Linked DNA regions of Homo sapiens: region 1 is linked to region 2. A link is a loop called in an ENCODE intact Hi-C map of the cell type or tissue named here. Cell type or tissue: A673. All regions are shown on one strand. Links, peaks and the distances in the headings refer to the core of each region. The heading gives the core; the rest is flanking DNA. Region 1 overlaps LOC124902760 (a long non-coding RNA gene). Region 2 overlaps ZBTB16 (zinc finger and BTB domain containing 16).

Region 1 (8,282 bases), core at 1-8,000, 80 kb before region 2:
TAGGAATGAAGTTTCATCTGATACTTCCACTCCAGACATATGTGCTTTTGATTCTAGTTATCAGGGATTCATTAGAAATTTTATATTTATTTTTGCTTTGTTGATGGATAGAGATTAGGGTCTCCCAGCAAAAAGCAAAAGATTGTGAGGCTGGGGATTGGCCCTCACAATCGTTGTCTCCTGCTGAGCAGAGATTGGGCTAAAGATGGGGAGTGTTCATCACTTCTTTCTTGGGATGTCCCCTGGCCCCCATCTGTTGGAGCCTGGTCTGAGAACCAAAAGCTGCCCCATTCCACTAGGACTTGCTTGGACTAGCCATGCTGTTTGGTGATTCTCATGTCTCAGGCCAGAGGGATAGGAAGGTGAACATTCTGGCACTGTCAATGCATCACTGGTCAGTAAACGGGTGGCTACTGGCAAAGTGTCCAACCAGAGAGCTAGTAAGACACTAATCATCCTATTGATTCTCCATCTTTCTCTCCCCACCCTTCACCCACAGTCAATGGGGTGACAGAGCCCAGCATCGAGGCAGCCAATTAATCACCTTGAGAATGAGCCACCACATGTAACATCTTCTGCTCCAGTAGCTACATCCAATCAGCTCATAGATCTGGCATGTGGGCTGTGTTGCCCAGGTATGAGAAACTGAGGCCCAGGGCCAGAGACCCCCGCAGTGCACTAACTCCTGATCATCAGTACAAATCTTGGTCTTCTCCCAAGGAGACTTTTGCTCCATCGAGGGTATGAGAACATCCAGAATTTCCCTCCCACCTGTTATACCTCCTGGAAGCTGCTTCCTCCCCTCCTCTTGACACTTTAGCCAGTTGCCTCTCATTCTGTCCTAGCAGAGAGGAGACCAGAAACACTCATGTCTTTATAAGTGCTTCCGGGAAGCTTGCCAAGTCTCTTGCCCATCTCCGCTTCTCTCCTGCAGCCTTCTCTATTCACCAACAAGTACACTCAGTTCTCATTTCCTTTTCCCATTTACCCCGTTTCTCAGTGATGTTATTTCTACTAAAAAGATTCCATCAAAGGTGCTGAAAGTGCCCAGCCTGAACCCTTCTGTGAGTTTGTGACTGGCACTGCTTCAAAGCCATGGAGTCTGTCTCCTGCCATCCTGGAAAGGAGGCTGCCTTTCCTCTGGACGTTGGCAACCTGGCCTCAAGGATCTCAAGGGCACCTCCCAGGAGTGGACACTCAGTGGTTTTCTGAATAGCTCAGGCAGACTGGCTGCACTCAGAGGCCAGGATATGGGCATAGGGGAGATTCCCTTCAGAGAACACGAGGCAGAAAAGTTGCCTGGTTGGGTGAAGGAGGGGGAGGAAGAGCTTGCAGAGAGGTGCAGTTCAGCATTCACCAGCCAGATCCTCTTCCCTCCCCCACCTCCCCCCAGCTTCTGAATCAATACATTTTGAATCTAATCTAATAACAGAGATTTAATGAGGGGATAATGCATGTGGAGCCGCCAGGCGCTTTGTCTCTTCTTTCATGCAGCAGCTGGGGCCCATTATCTGGGGACAATGCCCCGTGCTAATCACTCCCTCTCTCTCCTCCCTCCCAAATGTTTGGGGAGGGGAGGTGAGCGAAAGAGGGCAGCTCCTCCCTTGATTGGAGGGAAGTGGAAGGGTGGAGGGGGGAGGATGAAGTCGAGAAGGTTCTGGATGGTTCCCACACAATAGTCTTGACCTGACGCCAACTCACTGGTCTTCTTCCCGGGCCACACTGTGCACCCTGATCAGTGAGAGGTTGGGGGAGCCCTACCAGTGCATACAAACAGCAGATAATTAATTATCAGCTGCAGTATCAGCTCTGGAAGTTGGGTATTTTTTTTTCTTTTTTCTAACTTGGTCCTCTATAATTTAAGCTATCCCATTGAGGCCTGTGATTGGCCAGCCCTGACTGTCATGGTTAGAGAATTAAACCCTGGTTTTAGAGACCAAGAATATCCCTCTCTGAAACAGAAGCCTGATCTATATTCTCTTTCTACTATCTGGAGGCATGGAGTTTAGACTGTAGGAAGAACTTTCTGATAATGCTATTACTAACATGAATTAGATCGGGAGTGGAAAGGGAAGGATTGGAATCTCATTTCCTAGAAGACTTTAAAAAGAGACCTTTATCTGTTGAGGTTGGGAAGGGGCAGATCAGGAAGAAGAGAAGATCTGCCTTGATTTCCTATCAGAGGTCCAGTTGGGAGGGCTCCCAGAGCTGGCACACCCAAAGCCTGACCACTCCTATTCATTTTTTGAAACATACTTATTGAGGACAGTGAAAGAGTGCCGTGTGAACAGGGAGATTCAAAACTTGAAATCTGGCCCCAACACAGGCTAGCTCTGAAACCCTGGACAAGCACTTAGCTGCCCTGTACTTCAATCTTCTCACCTGTAAAATGGGAATCATATTAGTACATGGCTCATAGGTGTGGTGGGGACCGTGCTCCCAATATGGAGCAAAAGTCCAGGAAATCATGAGGCTGTGGTGGGGAGACGGCTAGAGGCGTATCGGCCCTTCTCGGATGGCTCACATCTCATTCTGAATGGGTGAGAACTGCTCATAGGGCACTGTGGAGGAGAAGCCTTTCTCCTTCATGTCCCCATTTTACAAATGAGCGAGTGAGATGAACTGGTCACTCAGCATAAGCCCAGAGGGGGATGAAGCTCCTGTCCCTATCAGGCTGAATCCAGACCTCTGTGTCCAACACTTTCCTGACTCTTTTCTCCCATTACCACCTTCCCTCCTTTGCCTCTGCACACTCAGAGCTTCTTTGCACACGGTTCCTCCCTAAAACCACACCTTTGAGTTCCTGCTCTGGGAAAGCCTATGGGATACTGGCAAACTTTTCTGTGCTCCTCCTATGCAACACCACCTGCTGTGTCCCTGTATCTGCAAAGAGAGCTAAACTCTTGGCAGACAGACACATCATGAGTATGACAGCTGGGACTAGGGGAGCCTGGAAATTCACCACCATGAGCCTGGGAGAACTCCAACCCCCCCCTCCCAACCCCCGTCCCACTTCAGATGGAAAGAAGTATCCATCCTAAAGACCCCAGTGAGATGTCAATCTTTGGCCGGGGCGGCCACAACCCTGCCTTCTAAGTGGTTTCCACAAGGTGGCAGCAAAGTCCAGAAGTTCTATGGAGGGGCCTTTAGGAACTATTTTGTTGCCCCCTTCCGTCCCCCAGCCTCAAAATAAAACCCTCATCCCTCTCCAGGGGCCTTTGAAGCCCCCTTCCTTCAAGGCCAATACTTTCCTTTGGGCCATCATTAAGGACTGTGCTCCAGAGTGCTTTGGAGTGCTTTTACTCTATTCTGATGCTCTGGCAGAGGCCAGCCCCCAGTCCCCACCCCATCACACACCTGTGCCCATGCAGATCCCCCAGCAACTCAGCCTCCTACTTATGTGCTCACACCTGGACCTCACCTTCAGCTACACGTGTAGTTAGTTGCTCCAGCTATTTCCCTTTCTGCTGTTGCAATGAAGATATTGATGCCTGATGGCAAAGAAGGCCATTTTACCCCAAACCCACGTATACAGAGGCTACAGACTCTCTGCCTTTCTCTTCTGCCCATGTCTCTAAAGCCCCAACTCCAGCTCATCTCACACTGGCTTTGAGGTGCTCCTCAATGGTCCTAGGAAATGAGGGGCAAGAGTGAGGTGCTGCCCGGAGCAGGAGCTGGGGGAGGACGAGGTCCGTGGTTAGATGGGGAGGACGCGACCCTGGGAGATGTTCACTCATCAAAGGGCTCCAGGGCAAGGACTGGAGAGAGGAAGTTGGTTCTAGGTAGGGTTTTCGTGACATGATTGCCTCACCCATCCCATGGCAGGTGCTGTTGCTCCTGCTAGCTGTGTGGACTAGTTTCCTGTTGCTGCCGTAACAAGTCACCAATGTGAAACACAAATTTGTTATCATACAGTTCTGGTGGTCAGAAGTCCAACACATGGATCCACAGGGCTGTGTTCCTTCTGGGAAATCTAGGAGAGAATCTGTTTCCTTGCCTTTCCCGGATTCCAGATGCAAGACACCTGCACCTGTATTCCTCAGTTCGCAGTCCCTTTCTTCAGCTTCAAAGCCAGGAGCTCAGTACCTTTGACTCCTCTCTCTCTCTCTCTCTCTCTCTGTGTGTGTGTGTGTGTGTGTGTGTGTGTGTATCTCATCTCTGCTTCTCTGCTTTGCTTTGTCACATCTCCTTCTCTGACTCTCCTAACTCCATCTTTCCTTTATAAAAACCTTTGTGGTTATAAAGGGCCCATCTAGATAATTTAAAATAATCTCCTCATCTCAAGATTCCTAAATTAATTACACTACAAAGTCCCTTTCATCTTGCACCTTAACATAATCACATGTTCTGGGGATTGGGAAGTGGGCATCTTTGGGGGCCCATCATTCTGTCTACTATCCTGAGACCTTAGGCACTTTGCTTTACTTCCCTGTTTCCTCACCTGTAAAGGTGACATCATAAAAGCACTGCCTTATGGATTGCTGTGAAGAATAAAGGAGCTGATACAGGTAAAGGGTCTGGCACAAAGTAAATGGTTGACAAATTTCAACTATGGTTTTATTATTGTTCGTATGTATAAATCTAGAAGCTTCCTGCACAACAAAGTTGAGGTATGGTTCATCACAGACCCGTTGAATTAATACTGTAAAGGAAATAATACTTTTTATCAGGCATTTGTGTAAAATGGCAACTTTGTGGTGATGAATATTGAGTTCCTTTACAACTTTGTTTTTTTAGACAGAGTCTTGCTCTGTCACCCACGCTGGGGTGCAGTGGCACAGTCTTGGCTCACTGCAACCTCTGCCTCTGGGTTCAAGCAATTCTCCTGTCTCATCCTCCTGAGTAACTGGGATTATATTTATTTAATCTCATGCACCATGCGATGGCAATGAAGGTTTACCCAAAACCCATGTATACACAGGCTATGGAGGACTCTCTGCTTTTCTCTTCTGCCCATGTCTCTAAAGCCCCAAATCCAGCCCATCCCACACTGGCTCTGAGGTGCTCCTCAATGGTCCTAGGAAATGAGGGGCAAGAGTGAGGTGCTGCCCAGAGCAGGAGCTAGGGGAGGGCAAGGGTCCTCCCCCAGCCAGGTCCACACCTGGCTCATTTTTGTATTTTTAGTAGAGATAGGGTTTTGCCATGTTGGCCTGGCTAATCTCAAACTCCTGGCCTCAAGTGATCTGCCCACCTCGGCCTCCCAAAGCGCTGGGATTACAGGCGTGAGCCACTGTGCCCAGCCCCTTTATAACTTTAGAAGAAGAGAATAGAAAAGCAGAGTCATGGAGGTAATGATTCCAGGACACCAGACTGGCAGGAGACAGATGGTCAGGCCAAAGACGACCTCTGTCTTTTCCCTACCTCCTCCTACTCCCAGGATCTGCTCATCTTCCTGGGAAGATGAGGGGTTTAGATGGTGGTAAGCACTTTTTTTGAGCAGAGTCTTGCTCTGTCGCCCAGGCTGGAGTGCAGGGGCATGATCTCTGCTCACTCCAACCTCTGCCTCCTGGATTCAGGCAATTCTTGTGCCTCAGCCTCCCAAGTAGCTGGGACTACAGGTTTGTGCCACCACTCACAGCTAATTTTTTTTTTTTTTTGGTAGAGATGGGGTCTCACTATGATGGCCTGGCTGGTCTCAAACTCCTGACCTGCCTCAGCCTCCCAAAGTGCTGGGATTTCAGGCGTGAGCCACTGCTCCCAGCCCAGATGGTGGTAAGGACTTCTTGAAGCAAGAGGTGTTAAACACAGAATGGGTGTAGAATTATTCACTCAGAAGCCTTTAACAGAGACACCCACCCCTTCCAAGCCTCTCCTGTAGAGGCAGGAGATGGACAGGATGACCTCTAGAGACCTTCTGAGCTTCAGGTCCAGGAAATCCTGCCTTTCCATCTGCGTGACACCTAATCAAGGGCTCAGGCTCCAGCTCTGTGCACTCCATCCTTTCTTCTTGGTCAACCCTTCCACCCCCCCTGCCCTTTTCCCCCAAGGGCTCGTTTTTCTGGTTCTTACTAATGAAACTCAAATCCATATGGGCTTGTCTTTGGGCTTAAAATTCCCATGAGGTGTTCACTCCTAAAAGTCCCCTGAAGGTGAGCAGAGCATTTCTCCTCCTACTTTGTCCTCAGCCACGATGTGCTCTCTCAATGCCCTCTCCTACGTCTGTACTCTCCCAACAACTGTAATCCATGTGTTTATTGTTGGGTGATTTGTTTAGCATTTATCTGGCTCCCAGCCTGTAAGTCTTGGAGGCAAATATTTCACACCCTCTTTTCCACTCACACATCCCTTGACACACAGCTCACGCTTTGTATTTAGTGAGCATGGCAATGAATGAATGGACTGGGGCTGGGAACAGGGACATGGACCATGCAGAAGGAAGACCATATCTAAAACCCTTCTCTGGGCTACTCTTCAGCTCTCACCATCACTGCTGGTTTGAGTAGGGAGAAAAGAGTGGAGGCAGCTGAGAGTGAATCTTCTCTGAGACCCCTGAAGAAAATGAATCGGTGGCTCACGCCTGTAATCCCAGCACTTTGGGAGGCTGAAGTGGGTGGATCGCTTGAGTCCAGGAGTTTGAGACCAGCCTGGGCAACATAGTGAGACCCCGTCTCTACAAAAAATAAAAAAGTAGCTAGGCTCATCCCTCTAGTCCCAGTCCCTCAGGAGGCTGAGGCGGGAGGATGGATTGAGCCTAGCAGGTCGAGGCTGCAGTAAGCTGTGATCGTGCCACTGCACTCCAGCCTGGGCAACAGAACAAGTCCCTGTCTGAAATAAAGAAAAGAAAAGAAAACGAATCCTTTTCCCCCGGAAGTTCCACATTGTGCTCTAGTGGGTTTGGGGCTGTGTCTTCCAAAACCATGATCCCCTGTGGCAAGGACTTGACTGGATTTTACCCAGTGCCATATCGAGTCCTGCACGGTATGCTGGGCATAGGACAGAGGCTCAATCTTTGTAGAATTAATGAAGTGGGTGCTAGCGCAGGTTCTCTTGAAGTCCATTTCCTGTCAGGATGACCATAAAAGTTATCATCCAAACCGGAGAGTTTCTGTCCTGGAAAAAGAAGTGCATTGACAATTGCACATAGACGACGCCCTCAGGTGGGGCTGCCCCAGGCACGCAGGGCATACGGTGACGCTACCTCTCAGGTTCTCCCCTTCTTCCTCAGCTGAGACCAGAGCCCCAGCTGAGACCAGAGACCCAGCTGGTTGGGCTGTGAGCTTCTGATTCCCAGGGATTCTCTGACCTGCCCCCTAGAGTCAAGAGAACTCCGGCTAGGGGAGGAGGGGAGAGGTCTCAGCAAGGCCCTTTGTCCACTGTGGGGTCATGGCTTTTCTCCTGAGGTTCGCCTCAGGTCAGAAGAATTTCCTGTGGGGTCACAGGTCAAATGCCACATGTCCTCAACAGAGCTAGGAGGAGATCTAGCCCTGCCTCTGCCCTCCCCTCCCCCAGGAAGAAGGATGGGCTGATTCTGGAGCAGGAAGCAGCCGCTGAGAGGGTCAGGAGCCCTGGCCTGCAGGCGGGGAGGGGCTCTGAGGGAATCCCCTCTCCCTCCCCGTCACCCCACCACCCCCCACCGTCAGAAGGACAGGGTTCTGGTCACTCCCTCCACCCTTACCCAGAAGGCATCCTTGTACGTGGGGTGGGTGGAGGGGCGCTGCTGGCAAAGGGGACATGCTCCGTGGGGTGGAAAGTTGGCTCTATGGAGCTGAGTTGACAAGGGATCCCCAGATAAGCCATTGCCTTGAAAGTCTATTTTTCAATAATAATCCCATTTGTAGAGGAGAAACCCATATACTTCCCTGCAGAGTAAAGAGAATGCGCAATTGCTTTTGCTAAAGGGGGAAATAGATTTGGGTCTCTTCAGAGCTTCCTGAAAGCTCCCTGGGGGTTCCCAGAGTTTGAGGGTGAAACAGAAATCCCTCTAGGGCCAGGCCATATCTAAGCAGCAGCCCCTCTAAGGGGCCCGATGTCAGAGAGATGGTGGCAAACGGGGTAAGAAGCCCTGCGCCAAAGGTCTACTATGATGTATGCTGGGATGTGGGATCAGCATCACCATCTCCCGCTTGTGTCTGGGGCCCCAGCTTTACAGCATTGCTGTGTCAGGTTGCAGAGGTTGTGTACTGCACAGGCCTGGGTGCACCATTTACATAGACTCTGATGTGAATGGGCCCCTGGAGTTGTACCACTTAGGAAGCTCTCATCACATGGCTTTACACATGCTAGTTTCTCTGCCTAGAATGTCATTCTGGTAAGTTCCTACTCAACCTACAAGACCCAACTCA
Region 2 (8,325 bases), core at 76-8,075:
ACTATTGGATGGAGCCGCTAATTGCTGGGAGGGAGAAAGCTATAGTTTAGCAACACGTTTTCCTCCTGCTCGTTCTAGGAAAACTATTATGAATCTTTAAAATAGTGATTATCCTAAACTGTTAAAATCAAATTCTATTCACAGCTCTTTGATTTCTTGCTAATTCAGGAGAGAAACTTTTCCAATCACTTTAATTTTTTTTATTAATTTAAAGCAAGCCCTGCTGAAAGCCCAAGTATATATGACTTAGAGTCTTACTAAATGAATACAGGTGTGCCTCAGTTTGTCCATTGGAGGGTTTCTGAATTTTCCATAACTAAAGATTTTCTATTCTGTTTTGGCTGGGTGTGTGGGGTGAAAGCTCTTACTCTCTGGCAGTTATTTAAGTAGTAAGAAATTTGCTACAACTCTTCCCCACCCCCACGTTTTACAGATAGGAAATGAGCACTTTGACTGTCCAGGTCAGACTTCTGATTTTGCTACTTACTAACTGTGACAGTGGTTGTGTTACTTAACTTCTGTGTGCCTGTTTGCTCATTTGTGAAACAGAAATAATAGTAGTACCTACTTCATTGGGTTGTTATAAGGATTCATCAGAAAATATTTATCCTGTGTGAGGAACGGTGGCACAAAGTAAGTGCTCCATAAGTGTTTGCTAGGGTATTTTTCTTGTCATTGTGTGAAGTAGGTCATGCTAGCCATGCAGGGTGAAAAATGTGTTCATGTTGGTCCAGATCCTGCTTTCTCCCTGAGACCGTTCTTCCGCATAGGCGTCAATCCGTACAGTGCTGTAAAACTGCTGCCTCGGGCACCTCATGTTTGGGGCTGAGACATTGCTTCTGCGTCTTCCCCAGAAGCTGATCTCTTGTACTGTGGTGGCCAGGGTACTCTTTGTCCCATTGACCTGAGGCCTGGTGAGTCATTCCAGTTCTCGTTTAAATTTAGCCGGGCAGCGCTCCACTGCCATCGGGTCCAAATGCCGGGGAGGCTCACTGATGCGGTGTCCTGTTGCCTGTGCACGTGGCCAGGCGTGCACATCACTGTGCTTATGAGAGAGATGAAGAGCACAGATACCACCTTACTGATGGGGGTCCTGGGGCTGGGCTTGTGGGTGTTGGGGGTTCCAGAGCTCCTTCCCTTTCCTGCCTGTCAGTGCAGGATGCTTCTAAAATGTGGACTCAGCAGACATTGTTTTGAGTGCTTGCTACATGTCAGATTCTGTGCTAAGTGCACTCACAGCCAGCATCTCTGTAAGACCTCTAGCTGTCCTGTAAGGTGGGTATCAGTTTCACATTCTCAGATGGGCGGAGAGAAGCCCAAGAGGTTAGTGGACTTTTCTCTAGTAAAGAGTTGTACAGGCCGGGCGCAGTGGCTCATGCCTGTAATCCCAGCACTTTGGGAGGCCGAGGCGGGCGGATCACGAGGTCAGGAGATCGAGACCATCCTGGCTAACACAGTGAAACCCCGTCTCTACTAAAAATACAAAAAATTAGCCGGGCGTGGTGGGGGGCGCCTGTAGTCCCAGCTACTCGGGAGGCTGAGGCAGGAGAATGGCGTGAACCCGGGAGGCAGAGCTTGCAGTGAGCCGAGATCATGCCACTCACTACACTCCAGCCTGGGCAAAGGAGTGAGACTGTCTCAAAAAAAAAAAAAAAAAAAAAAGAGTTGTACCAGGATTTATGTTCAGGTCTTCTGGCTCCATGCTCTCTGCAGCTGGGTGACCAGGGGGCTCATGGCTTCACCAGCTCTGGCCTCCTCAGTTCCTCTGGTGGCTTCTTGCGAGGAGGAAGGTTACTGCAGAGGGTTCAGCTCTTTAGGGGCCCAGGCCGCATGGATCCAAGGACTAGTACGTCATCTCTTACCAACACAGAGAGATCAGCTTCTAGTGATAGAGGCCTTTTATGCTGACTTGAAAAACAGAAAAAGAGAGAAAAAAGAAACCCATTTACAAAAATAAAAATCCCATGCTGTTAATTTCATGCCAGCATAATCAGAAATTCCCCTTTCTACTGTTTCCCCTTAAAAGCCCCGGTGTCCTTATTATGCTGGTGCAGTCTGGAAAAACTATGGTTGGGTTTTGCCTACGTGAGGCTTATCTCTGCAGCTGCAAGGAGGGGATCCGGTACTTTATTGTCAGCATGGAAACTTCCGCTAAATACTTAGAAAAACCTTAATTCTAAATTCCTAGCTCACTTTCAACTGTGTCCTCGGGACCTGATTTTCTTCGGTGTGAACAGATTGTGTTCAGCATTGCAGTAGAAAGGGTCCAAGTTAGGTAAGAGAAAGGACTTCCTGAGACACTGGGGTGTTACTGAGAAAGTTGTTAGAAGACTGTCACAGACATTTTGATGAAGGGGGGACATTCTGGGCCATTTGAAGTGGTTTTTAGAGTTCTTTCCTCTTTAGGGCCATTCGGTTCCCCCAGAAATAAGAAGAAAAGACATATACACGCACATAAACCACCACCACCAGGCTTGCTGAGAACAAGTCAAATGTGCCACCAAACCATCGTCTTAGTGGGAGATGGGGTGGCACTGCAGGGGCAGAAAGACTGACGTCTGATGGACTTGGGTTTGAATACTAGTGCTCCATGGTGAATTTGGGCAAATGACTTCACCTCTGTGAAGCAGCAGTATCCTCTTCTGTGAAGTGAGGTTAGCCCCTACCTCTCAATGTGGTTTTTAAAGTATGTTAATGAGATCACTTGTAACCTAAAGCACACAGAGTGTGAGGCCACCTCCCTACTTCCTGCTTCTCTCATGACCCCAGCCTGACAAGGGAGCCGCTGAGCCCCCTGCCACCCTCACCCGGCGTTGTGCTCTAAGTGGATTAGCTCAGCGTTGTGATCTTAATGCCATTAGGCCTGTTGGCACGGCTCTCCTTGCCATAGTGAGAAGCAGATGTGGCCGACCATAATGGCCCTTAGCGTGATCCATCGGGCCCACAGTGCTGGGGCAACCATTATTAGTGTTAATTTGGGGGAGCTTTTTATGGTAGCTGGGGGAAATGTGGAGGGATTGTTGGAAATTTATTTAAGCTGTTCAGCAGGTTAGGTGCTGCTGGGGTCTACTATGGCAAAACCCTCAGCTCCCCCAACCCATCTCTTTAAGGAACGTCCCTCCCCAACACCGAAGCCCAGGCCTGATTACTTCCAGAGTTGGAGAGACAACTTAGCAGGCTCTTGTTTCTTGCCGATGTACCTTATTAGTAGCACCTGGCATCATAACCCACTAATGGGAACCAGTGCTCTCCTCCTGCGTGGCCAGTGACAAGTAGCCCTGTCAGCCGGAGCTCGCCGTGCGAGGAAGTTCCTATTAGCTTTATGGTCAGGAGAACTTGTCCTGTTCAGGAAATGAATGTTGCCGCTAAAGGTCCGCGGCCCTGACCCTGGCGGCATAACCTGTGCGGGCCGGGGAGACCCTGTGCAGGATGCTTGGGATTTCAGCCCCTCTCTGGTTCTTGTCATATGTAAAGAGGGAATCATTGTGGTATGTTGCAGCCTTGAACTTTTGATTTATGCAGTGAGGGCGACTTAACCGTTTCCATGCCTGGACGGCTGTGCAGTGACAGAGCCGTGTTGTGAGCGTATGTGCCTAGGTACATGTGTGTGTGGGGTGGTCAAGGGGAAGGAGAGACCCCCACGTGCTAGCAGGGGCTGTTGCTGGGAGTGGGTGGATTTCATGGGAGGATTCCTTTTCTTTTTTCTTTTTCTTGCATTCTTGCAGCATCTAAATTTCCTGCGATTGTTGGCTGCAAAGTGGTAAGAAGCTGGAGAGCATTGTGTCTGGAATTGAACCTGGGTTCGAATTAATCTTCTGTCTCTTAGAGGCTGTGTGACCGTGGCAAGATTCCTCACCACTCACTTCCTCATCTGTGAGATGAAGTTAATAACTTCTGATTCATACTGGTGGTAGAGCAGTGTTGTTAAGTAGGTGATGTATAGAGAATACATGGCCCAGCGTCCGGCCAGTGGTGTGGCCTCAGGTTGTATACTTGAAAGGATGTGTATACTTCAGTATTTTTTCCATTGTAAAATTAAGGGTTTTTTTTCTTTTTTTCTTGAGACAGAGTCCTACTTTGTTGCCCAGGCTTGAGTGCAGTGGCGCGATCTCAGCTCACTGCAACTTCCGCCTCCTGGGTCCAAGTGATTCTCGTGCCTCAGCCTCCCAAGTACCTGGGACCACAGGGGTGCACCACCACACCTGGCTAATTTTTGTATATATATATATATATATTTAGTAGAGATGGGGTTTCGCCATGTTGGCCAGGCTGGTCTTGAACTCCCGACCTCAGGTGATCTGCCTGTCTCAGCCTCCTAAAGTGCTGGGATTATAGGTGTGAGCCACTGCGCCTGGCCTAAGTTTTTAAAAATTAAAAAGAATGGCATAGTGCTTTTTTGCTCTTTAACAGATCAAGACCAAAAGTTTTCCCCCCATCATAGCCCAAAGTCCTAAAGAAAGGCTACTTAAGTTGTTCGTTTTCTTTTGTTTCTCCCATGAGTAATGTTTCTAAGTGTGATTTTTGCAGAGAACAGCAGTGTCTGACCTCATTCTTGAGGGGAACTTTTCTGCCTGCCTCTTCTTGAGAAAAAATGTTTGTGAGTTGTCTGGCAAATGGATGCGTTACTTTTGCTGCTGTTGCTGCCGCTGCCGTTTTAAAGGCCCCTGGTGACAAAGGAGTGAACTGCACTTTCGGGGAAAGCATGCCGGAATCTGGCCCAGAAAAGAGGGGCCGCTGGGGGAAGGGTTTGGAGATGACGCCTCCTCAGGAACTTTAAAAGAAATCTGTCCATCTGTCTCTGGCATTTATGGCATCGTTGACAGCAGTTCAAGGAAAAATAAAAATAAGTTCTTATCTGATTGCGGGGCTGATTGCAAAGCCGAAGGACTAGAGTGGCCAGCGAGTCGGGCGGCTGGATCTGGAGTTTTGGAGAAAGGGCCACTGGCTCATTTCTGGGCACGCACGCTCACGGAGGCAAGTTCTCACCTCCTCGTGGGCTTCTCTTCACTTTACGTGGAAAAACTGTGTACGTCTCAAATTAAAAGCAGCTCTTGCCCCGCTTAGAGCCGGTGAAAGCTGCTTCGAAGGCGTTTGTAGAGTAGGGATTGGAAATGTTCAATGCAAAAGTTAAATCGTGACAGTTGTCCCCTAAATGATCTGCTAAATTAAGGATCCGCTAACATTTGTGAGTCTACCTCCCTGCATTCCCCCCACCCCCACCCCCGCCCCCTTGGCAGAAGGGATAAAGATGGTACCTAAAAACAATGTGAAGCGGCTGCTAAATCGAGTGACTCTAAAAACATTTTTCTTTCCTTGAAGTTCAGTGTGGAAAACCAGACTGGACTTGTCAGGGATGCAGACCTATATAGGGCCCATGTGCCTGGCCCCTTTCCTCACTTTCTAGCACAATGGTTTTCATTGCCACCTCTCCCGCGCCTTTCCCCCCTTCATAATTATCCACTATTTTACTTTCTGTGTCCTGACAGCTACAAGAGTAGTTTTTGTTTTTTTGAGCTGAGTAGCTGCTAAATATTCCCCAGCAGCCAGATTCAACGGCTGGGGGGGAGAATAGGCCAAACCTTGGCATCCCCTGTTGCAAAAGTGAAAAATATTTCTGTTTGCAGTTAATTTTAGTGGCAAGCAGATCATGTTAACTGGATGTAATTGCTTCCAGATATGGCCGAGGGTTTTGTGTGTTGAGATGAAGGGTCTGGTAAGTGCTTACTTCCTGTGTAAATTAGCCTATTCCATTCAGTCTTTCATTCTGGCCAGCCCTGGATTCTGTCATTCTGCTCCCATTTTCCCCCTCCCCAGCCTGCAGCCTGGTGTGAGAAGCCGCTTGCTATGTTCCTCTAAGTGTAATTCTTTTGTCACTTGGAGCCACTCTCCTCTTGGTTCTTGATGTGAGTTTGCCCTTAAATAATGAGAAGGGTTTGAAAAGATGCCACCTGGACCCCAGGCCACCTCCCGCCTCTTTCCCAGCAAAGGCAGATCTGAAGAGCATCTCCTGGTCATGGGGGTTGCATCTTGGAACCCAGAACTCCTTGTTTTCTATGCATTTTTTTTTCCTACTGCCCTCTGACCCCCGACTCTCACCTGGGAGAACACCTTCTCTTTCTCTCAATTAGTCCGACTCCTCCTCAGCCTGAACTAAGCACGTTCCAGTGGGTCCGAAATCTCAGAAAAAATGAAACGGCTGTTGCGCAGAGGAGAAGGTTGTGGCCACAGAAAGGAGTTGCCTCATCAGACGTGAAGCCGCCACCTTGCCTTGCAAAGCAGGCTGCACCTCCTGACACACCTGCCCCTCCCTGCAAGAAAGGGAGGGGAAATCCCACCCAAGAGAACCTTCTCCAGGTTCCTGTGGGTTTCCAGGGTTGCAACTGAAGAAAAGTGTTAAGATTCATGTTCTCCTAAATTCTGCTTTTGTCCTGTGGCCAGTCCCACATTCTTAGTGCTATTTGCATAAGAGGTTGCTGTTTATCTTCCTATATCAGCCCCACTGATAACCCCTGTGGTCTGTTTAACAACCTATGAGGAGTAGATTACTTGATAAATGCCAGTTTTTCCAATATGCAAAGATAAACTGTTGGGGTCAGGGTGAGGGGTGGTGTGTTATGAAGGAGGGGACAGGTGGGGAGCCAGGACCCTCTTTTAGTGGGCTGGAGAAGTGTGAAAGAGCCTGATGAAAGAAAACAGGTAGCTTGTCACATACAACAGCTGCATTTATCATACGGTTGATCAGCTTCCTGCCCTCACCTACTTTTCTCCTCCTTCATGTGGACATGCAGAGTCTCTGAGAACATTTCATCAAGTGGGTTGCCTATGCCCACATTAATACAAGATGGGAAAGGGTGGAGGTTATCTTTGCTTTTTAAGTTCCCATCTTTTTCTCCCTTGGTCGTCTCCCACCCCTACAAGTTGTTGGCTGGTAAGCAATTGATGCTCAGAAAAATGATGTTCATCTGAAATCTTAAATGAGTGGACTTTTTCTACCTTCCCTGACTTTGCAGGTGCTTCTTGAAGAGCCAAGGAGAAAAGAAAACTTCTGACCTCATCACCTAGTCAATAAGCTGTCTGAGAAACAAACAAAAGAGTTTAGACTGGCTGCTAAAGCTAGGAACCCAGCTGATAGCTTTGTTTTGATGTCCTTGTAATGTTTGCGGATCGCAGAGGGTGCTATTTAGAGCAGGGGGCATCTACTGGGACAGACTCACTGGGAAGTTGAAACAGCTAGCTCAAAGTCCAAGAGATGCTAAAGATAGTGAAATACAGCCCAGGAATTGAGGGGGAGGGGGTTCCTCACTCAAGAAGGAGACTTTCTAGGAGGGGGCGGGCGTGGTATTTTCTAGGGACAGTATGGAATGAAGGGAAGAAGGTTGGCTTTAGAAGGAGGCACCCTGTGGGAGGCTGAGACAGGTGGGTCACCTGAGGTCAGGAGTTTGAGACCAGCCTGGCCAACATGGTGAAACCCAGTCTCTACTAAAAATACAAAAATTAGCTGGGTGGCAGGTGCCTGTAATCCCAGCTAGTCGGGGGAGGCTGAGGCAGGAAAATCGCTTGGGATTACAGGTGCCTGTAATCCCAGCTAGTCGGGAGAGGCTGAGGCAGGAAAATTGCTTGAAGGAGGCGGAGGTTGCAGTGAGCCCAGATCCTGCCGTTGCACTCCAGCCCAAGACTTTGTCTCATTAAAAAAAAAAAAAGAAGAAGAAGAAGAAGGAGGCACCCTGGATGAAGACTCAGGCTCCAGAATTTACTATCTGTATGTCTTGGGCAAGTGGCTTAGCTTCTCTGAGCCCCTGTTTACTTTTCTTTTGAAAATGACCACCTTGTCCATGGTAATGAGGATAAAAAACGTGTAAAGTGCATAGCAGAGTGCAGGTGTACTGGGTAGACATGTATGATTGCGCTGTAGCCCTGTTATGGCCCGGGGAGAAACTATGAAAGGAACCAGTGAAATCTTTTGTTTTGGGCACTGCTAAATTGATGATAGTACTAACCCTGTGCTAGCAGCCAGCTGGTGAAATAATAGGTGAATAATGTTAGTACATTGTGAATATAAAAGTTTCCATTTGCAAAGTGCTACTGCTGTTCTAAAGAAGCCACATTTCTAATAAATGATTGCTTAATCCTGTGATGCTGCCACAGCCCCACAGAGTTTGGGAATGTTTGGGAATTCTTTCTGAAGTGTGTGCCGCATTCTTTTGCTTTGCCTTTTGGGAGGGTAGATGTGACTATTGGAAATGGTCAAAATAATGCAGTAGCAAATCTGTTGACTATAGTGAGTGATAAGCACTGTCGGCTGCTGTGTCTGACTCGGAAGGCAGA

What was found. Peaks named below come from ENCODE experiments on the same cell type or tissue, not always from the same donor. Only the 100,000 strongest peaks of a DNase experiment are listed, where the experiment ranks them.
Region 1: it touches region 2 in a loop (2.4-fold over the local background); 2 of 110 quality-filtered maps call a loop at or near these places.

What each region holds. Positions count from the first base shown.
Region 1 is chr11:113,991,429-113,999,710 of GRCh38, forward strand. It overlaps LOC124902760 (a long non-coding RNA gene), which reads right to left. Exons shown (of 2, transcript XR_007062895.1): 2 at 4,533-4,642. Among named protein-coding and RNA genes, the nearest start is that of HTR3A, 20 kb to the left of the region's middle. In A673, for the core only: a CTCF peak has its summit at 3,114 (motif pointing right); DNase peaks (open chromatin) are centred at 903 and 1,503.
Region 2 is chr11:114,071,414-114,079,738 of GRCh38, forward strand. The region is part of intron 2 of ZBTB16 (zinc finger and BTB domain containing 16); the gene reads left to right. Among named protein-coding and RNA genes, the nearest start is that of ZBTB16, 16 kb to the left of the region's middle. In A673, for the core only: a CTCF peak has its summit at 4,674; DNase peaks (open chromatin) are centred at 2,128, 2,828, 4,668 and 5,668; H3K4me3 peaks cover 474 bases; H3K27ac peaks cover 1,672 bases.